Regions from separate parts of the Homo sapiens genome. Here region 1 is linked to region 2. A link is a contact called in ENCODE Hi-C or POLR2A ChIA-PET data. All regions are on one chromosome and are shown on one strand. The core of a region is the stretch at or near the end of the contact, and the rest is flanking DNA. Distances in the headings are between cores, read along the strand shown.

Region 1 (2,700 bases), core at 29-2,528, 77 kb before region 2:
CACTCCAGCTTGGGCGACAGAGCGAGACCATGTATCAAAAAAAAAAAAAAAAAAAAAAAAAAAAAAAGCATGGTTGGACTTTAAACCTACCCCTCAATATCCTCCAGAAATGTGCATAAGAACGCTTGTCTTCAGCCTGAGCAACATGGTGAAACCCAGTCTCTACCAAAAGTACAAAAAATTAGCCAGGTGTGCTGGCACACACCTATGGTCCTAGCTACCCAGGAAGCTGAGGCAGGAGGATCGCTTGAGCAGGGGAGGTGGGGGTTGCAGTGAGCTGAGGTTGCACCACTGCACTCCAGCCTGGGCAACACAGTGAACCCCCATCTCAAAAAAATAAAAGAATGCTTGTGTTAATCCTGAATCTCTTATTTACACGACAATTTAGTCCTTTTCTCTTTTTTTCTCCTGTGAGTCTTGACTGTAAGCTTTCATGTTGGTGGGGAAGTTTCACAGCTCACTGCAAGGAGCCACATGATGCCTTGGTACTAAGACTGAAAGTGTTTTTGCCTTTATTTGACCTTTAAAATTGTTATGATCTAATTTAGGAAAGTCCTGTAGAATGTGTCTAGGAATTGATTTATTCTTCACACTGTGTACCATTTCTTTGCACCTAGATATGGTTATGGCCAGGGTGAACAGGGTAGAACAATCTATTTTGTCCTATCTTCATTTAAGAAAAATGCCAAAAAACTTGTTACTGCATGTTCTTGTTATTAGGGAGATTTTAAACAGGAAATGACAGAAATTATCTAAACTTAAGTGAATACTCGCAAGACCCAATATTATTAATTTCCTATCTTTTGAAGAGATGGCCAGGAAAATCCCCTTGTACCAAATAGAAAAATATTTAGCTTCTAGGAAAATTATGAAACAAAGGAGTGATTGAAATTGCAAGTTATTCTAATTGCCATTTCCCAGGGTGTTTGTCCAGTTTATCAAATCACTTCTTATTCTAGGCTTTGGTTTGGGTTCTCTTCTTACTGTCGTTAAGGGGAAACAAAGTCCCCAATTCTCCTGGCTAGTGAAGAGTTTAGATTTTGTTCTCAAGTTCAGTGCAGGCCTTGGGTCGAGCCTTTCGGAATGGCGCTAGGGACCTGTGTTCTTAGAGGACCTTAGATTTTTGAGCCAGGACTTGCATCCACACATACGTTTATTCAACCAGCAAAGCTTCCCTAGAATCTCAAGTGAGCCAGGCCTCTGTGCTAGGGACTGGTGACTCAGAGATTGAATTTTTATTTTACCATGGCTCTCATGAGTCATACAGACAAGGGGTCAGATGATTCCAATATAGGCCTCCTTGATAGAAGTCGGCACAGGAGGCCTCGGGGGTGGTGGAGAAGGCTTGGGTTTGAGGTTTTCCACTTTTGGCCAGTATGGAGCAACAGGGCTCAGTACACCTTCTTGCCTGAAACAATTCAAAAATGGACAAAGTATAAAATACTGGACATTCGTCAGTCAAGGCCAGTGATCTTTCGAGAGATGGGCAATGAGGGTTTCTTTTTCTCTTGACACTTGATGTGGTATCTTTTCTAACACTACTCCAGTTCTCTAGATAACAACTGGGCATTCCATAATTCAGTTTAATTCTGACACTATCTGCCTGGAGTTAGCATCAAATCCTACAAGTTAAAGGGCTCAGTGTCACAAGACTGACCCAACTTAAGACACCAGTTGTAAGTCCTGGGCTACCTGTGTTTCTGACCAATGGCTGTACATCAGTGGTTCCCATAACTCCCTCTTTGGATTTGATAATTTTCTAGAATGATTCATAGAACTCAGGAAAACACTTTACTTACATTTTGACTTACGTGGTTTTTTTATAAAGGCTACAACTCAGGAACAGCCACATAGGAGAGATCACAGGGCCAGCTGTGGGAAGTGGGGGTGGCATGGAGTTTCCGTGCCCTCTCTACTTGCACCACCGTCTCAACGCCTCTGTGTGTTTAATAACCCGAAGCTCTTCAAATCCTGTCGTTCAAGGGTTTCTTTTTTATTTTTATTTTTATTTTTTTTGAGACAGTTTTGCTCTTGTCGCCCAGGCTGGAGTGCAATGGCAAGATCTCGGCTCACTGCAACCTCTGCCTCCCAGGTTCAAGCGATTCTCCTGCCTCAGCCGCCTGAGTAGCTGGGACTACAGGCGTGAGCCACCACACCCGGCTAATTTTTGTGGTTTTAGTAGAGATGGGGTTTCACCATGTTGGCCAGGCTGGTCTCGAACTTCTGACCTCAGGTGATCCGCCTGCCTCCGCCTCCCCAAGTGCTGGGATTACAGGCATGAGCCACCGCGCCCGGCTAAGTTTTAAATTATTTGTAGAGACGGGGGTCTTCTTCTGTGGCCTAGGCTGGTCTCGAACACCTAGGCTCAAGTGATCATCCTGCGTCAGCCTTCCAAAATGTTGGGATTCAGGCGTGAGCCACTGCACCCAGCCCAGTTTCAGGTTTTATAGGGCCTGTTGATTATTGAATTTGGCACACTCTAAGAAAAATAATCCCACAAAATTGTGAATCCACCATTAGAAATGATTTGAAATATTTATTTAGCCACCGTGCCTGGCCATTCCTGGGTTTCTATGGAGGTTTCTTTACACAGGCATGATTGATCAGTCACTGGCCGTTGACGAGTGCTTCCATCTCCAGTCCCTCTCTTCTCCTCAGATATTGGGGAGTGGCTGAAAGTTCCATGTTTTTTATTGAGGC
Region 2 (2,700 bases), core at 49-2,548:
AAAGTGCTGAGATTACAGGCGTCAGCCACCGCACCTGGCCAGCCAGTCCACTTTGTCTCCTTGATGAACCTGGTCCCTTTGGGCATATGAGTCTGTGGCTCTGGATGATGGTGCTCAAGGCAGCTTCAGTGAAGAGCCTGGGGCCCCAAGCGAGCTCTGAGAGCAGCCGAGGCTTCTAATTTGGAAGGGGTCATGTGGACCGGAAGGATGAAGAGCTGAATGGTCACCCAAGTGGATGGAGGACCTAGACGCCTCTCAGCACTGTGTGAAACCCAAGAACCAACACCCAACCCCAGAAAGGCATGGAAAAGTCAAGAAGGACTGAAGTTTACTTTTATGCCAGCGCAGCAACGTGGAGGATATGAGTCGGAGATTCAGTGAGTCACCGAACATTTTTAAGAAGTGATGTATTTCTGAGCAACTCAAATTTGTGGATGAGATGCAAAGATGCTGCCATATTTTACTTACTCTTCAGGGTCCAGCTTATCCCCTCCAAAGACGAAAGACAATTTTTAGGAGGGCTTCTCACGTGCACAGGACAAGCACAGTGGTAAGCCCTTCATGTCAGCCCTTTATATTCTCAAACTCGAGTGTGCATCAGCGTTATCTGAAGGCCTGTTAACACACAGATTGCTGGGCCCAGCCCCAGAGTTTCTGATTCAGCAGGTCTGGAGTGGGGCCCAAGAGTCTGCATTTCTAGCAAGTTACCAAGTGAGGCTGATGCTGCATGTCTGGAGACCATGCTTTGAGAAACACTGATTTAGAGAATTACCCTGATCAGTTGTCACAATCTTATGTAGAGTCTAGCATCTCTCTCTCTCTCTCTTTTTTAAAGAGAGGATCTCACGTTGTTGCCCAGGCTAGGGTGCAGTGGCATGATCTCAGCTCACTGCAGCCTCCGCCTCCTGGGTTCATTCTCCTGCCTCAGCCTCCTGAGTAGCTTGGACTACAGGCGTGTGCCACCACGCCCTGCTAATTTTTGTATTTTTAGTAGAGACAGGGTTTCACCATGTTGGCCAGGCTGGTCTCGAACTCCTGGCCTCAGGTGATCTGCCTGCCTCGGCCTTCCAAAGTGCTGGGATTACAGGCGTGAGCCACCGTGCCTGGGCAGCAAGTCCACTGCTGCCTCCCTGCAGCCTCAACCTCCAGGGCTCAAGCAGTCCTCTTGCCTCAGCCTCCTGGGTAGCTGGGATTACATGTGCCACCATGCCCAGATAAGTTTTAATTTTTTTTGTACAGATGGAGTCTTGCTATGGCTGGTCTCAAACTCCTGGCCTCAAGTGATCCTCCCACCTTGGCCTCCCGAAGCACTGGGATTACAGGTATGAGCCACCACACCTGGTCTATCATTTCTCTCTCTCTCTTTTCAAGAAGAAGAAGGAAAGGCCAAACAGGTTAATTTGCCCACAGTCACCACTGCCTGCTCTGTTTGCCTTTCCCGGGAAGCCAGTCCCATTCACAAGCACATCCCTGGCCCTACAGAGTTGCTGTATCTGAGGAGGAGGGATAGTGGGGGCATGGGAGGAGAGAGTGTCCATCCTTGCTTCCTCTGTCAGGTGGAGAGAATAATAGCTCATGCTTTTACCTTGTTGACTGTGCAGGGCACTGCGAACAAGTGCTTCACATGATCCACTCGTTCCTGCCTCACCGTGTGTGTGATCCTCATCATCCCATTTTACAGATGAGGAAAGTGAATCCACTTCATCCAACCAGCAGAGTCTGGAAGAGAGGGAGCTCATGTGGGAGGCTCTAATGGGCGGGGTCTGGAAGCGATGATGTCACTTCTGCTCACTTCCACTGGCCGTAACTTGGTCACATGATCACGCCTGACTGCAAGGAAGGCTGGGAGATGTGTAGTCTATCTGGGTCCCTGGAGGAAACTGGAAATGAGATTCGCTGACCACATGGTGGCCTCCACCTAGGCTCTTTGCATGCACTGATGCCCTTTAAACCCCAGAAGGAGATGTTATTAACATAGTTGCAAAGCTGTGGAACTGGCATTCAATCCCAGGCCTCCTAATTCCTCAGCACAGTGTTTCCTGGGCTTCCACAGAAGAAGAGGGGAGAAGCAGAATGGAAAAACCTGAGGACAGTAAGGTGAACATTGTCAATCAGGCTCCCATACTCTAGGCGTGGGAAGCTAAGTTAGAGGTGACAGGGGACCCTGAAGGTGGAGTTTTAAGACTATTGCTGCTGCTTTTGGCTGTGTGACCTTGGTGTTGTGCCAGACTTCAATTGATTTCAGTAAGGATGGCACCGTGTTCAAGAGGCCCAAGGGCTGGGTGCGGTGGCTTGCATGCTAATCCTAGCATGTTGGGAGGCCAAGGTGGGCGGATCACTTGAGGTCAGGAGTTCAAGACCAGCCTGGCCAACATGGTGAAACCCGGTCTCTATTAAAAATACAAAAATTAGCTGGGTGTGTTGGCGGGCACCTCTCATCCCCGCTACTCAGAAGGCTGAGGCAGGAGAATGGCTTGAACCTGGGAGGCGAAGTTGCAGTGAGCCGAGATCTTGCCACTGCACTCCAGCCTGGGCGACAGAGTGAGATTCCGTCTCAAAAAAATAAAATAAAATAAAAAGAGGCTGAAGAAGAGAACTGGAACCAGCAAACAAGATATAGGGTTTATTAAGGGGACTTACATACTGGGCAGTCCAGTAGTGGCGGGCTAGACAGGAGAACCACTACCATTTGTAAAAAGC

What was found. A loop is a pair of places that touch in the nucleus more often than their neighbours do. ChIA-PET counts read pairs that join two places held with the same protein, here RNA polymerase II (POLR2A). Pooled maps may share reads with other maps.
Region 1: a pooled map shows a loop between it and region 2 (5-fold over the local background). The contact joins the enhancer-like site here to the promoter of LINC02129 in region 2. A Hi-C loop is called at or near these places in 8 of 50 pooled maps. POLR2A ChIA-PET finds 5 or more read pairs at or near these places in 8 of 52 experiments (B cell, CD4-positive, alpha-beta T cell, activated CD4-positive, alpha-beta memory T cell and 4 more).

The regions. Positions count from the first base shown.
Region 1 is chr16:27,252,234-27,254,933 of GRCh38, reverse strand. All of the region lies in intron 2 of NSMCE1 (NSE1 component of SMC5/6 complex), which reads left to right. Among named protein-coding and RNA genes, the nearest start is that of NSMCE1-DT, 15 kb to the left of the region's middle. Within about 2 kb of position 1,278, at least 10 of the 41 ENCODE cell types and tissues checked have a DNase peak (open chromatin) inside an H3K27ac peak, as active enhancers do; they include B cell, where a contact is called at or near this core.
Region 2 is chr16:27,175,185-27,177,884 of GRCh38, reverse strand. It overlaps LINC02129 (long intergenic non-protein coding RNA 2129), which reads left to right and starts at 1,298. Exons shown (of 4, transcript NR_170200.1): 1 at 1,298-1,322.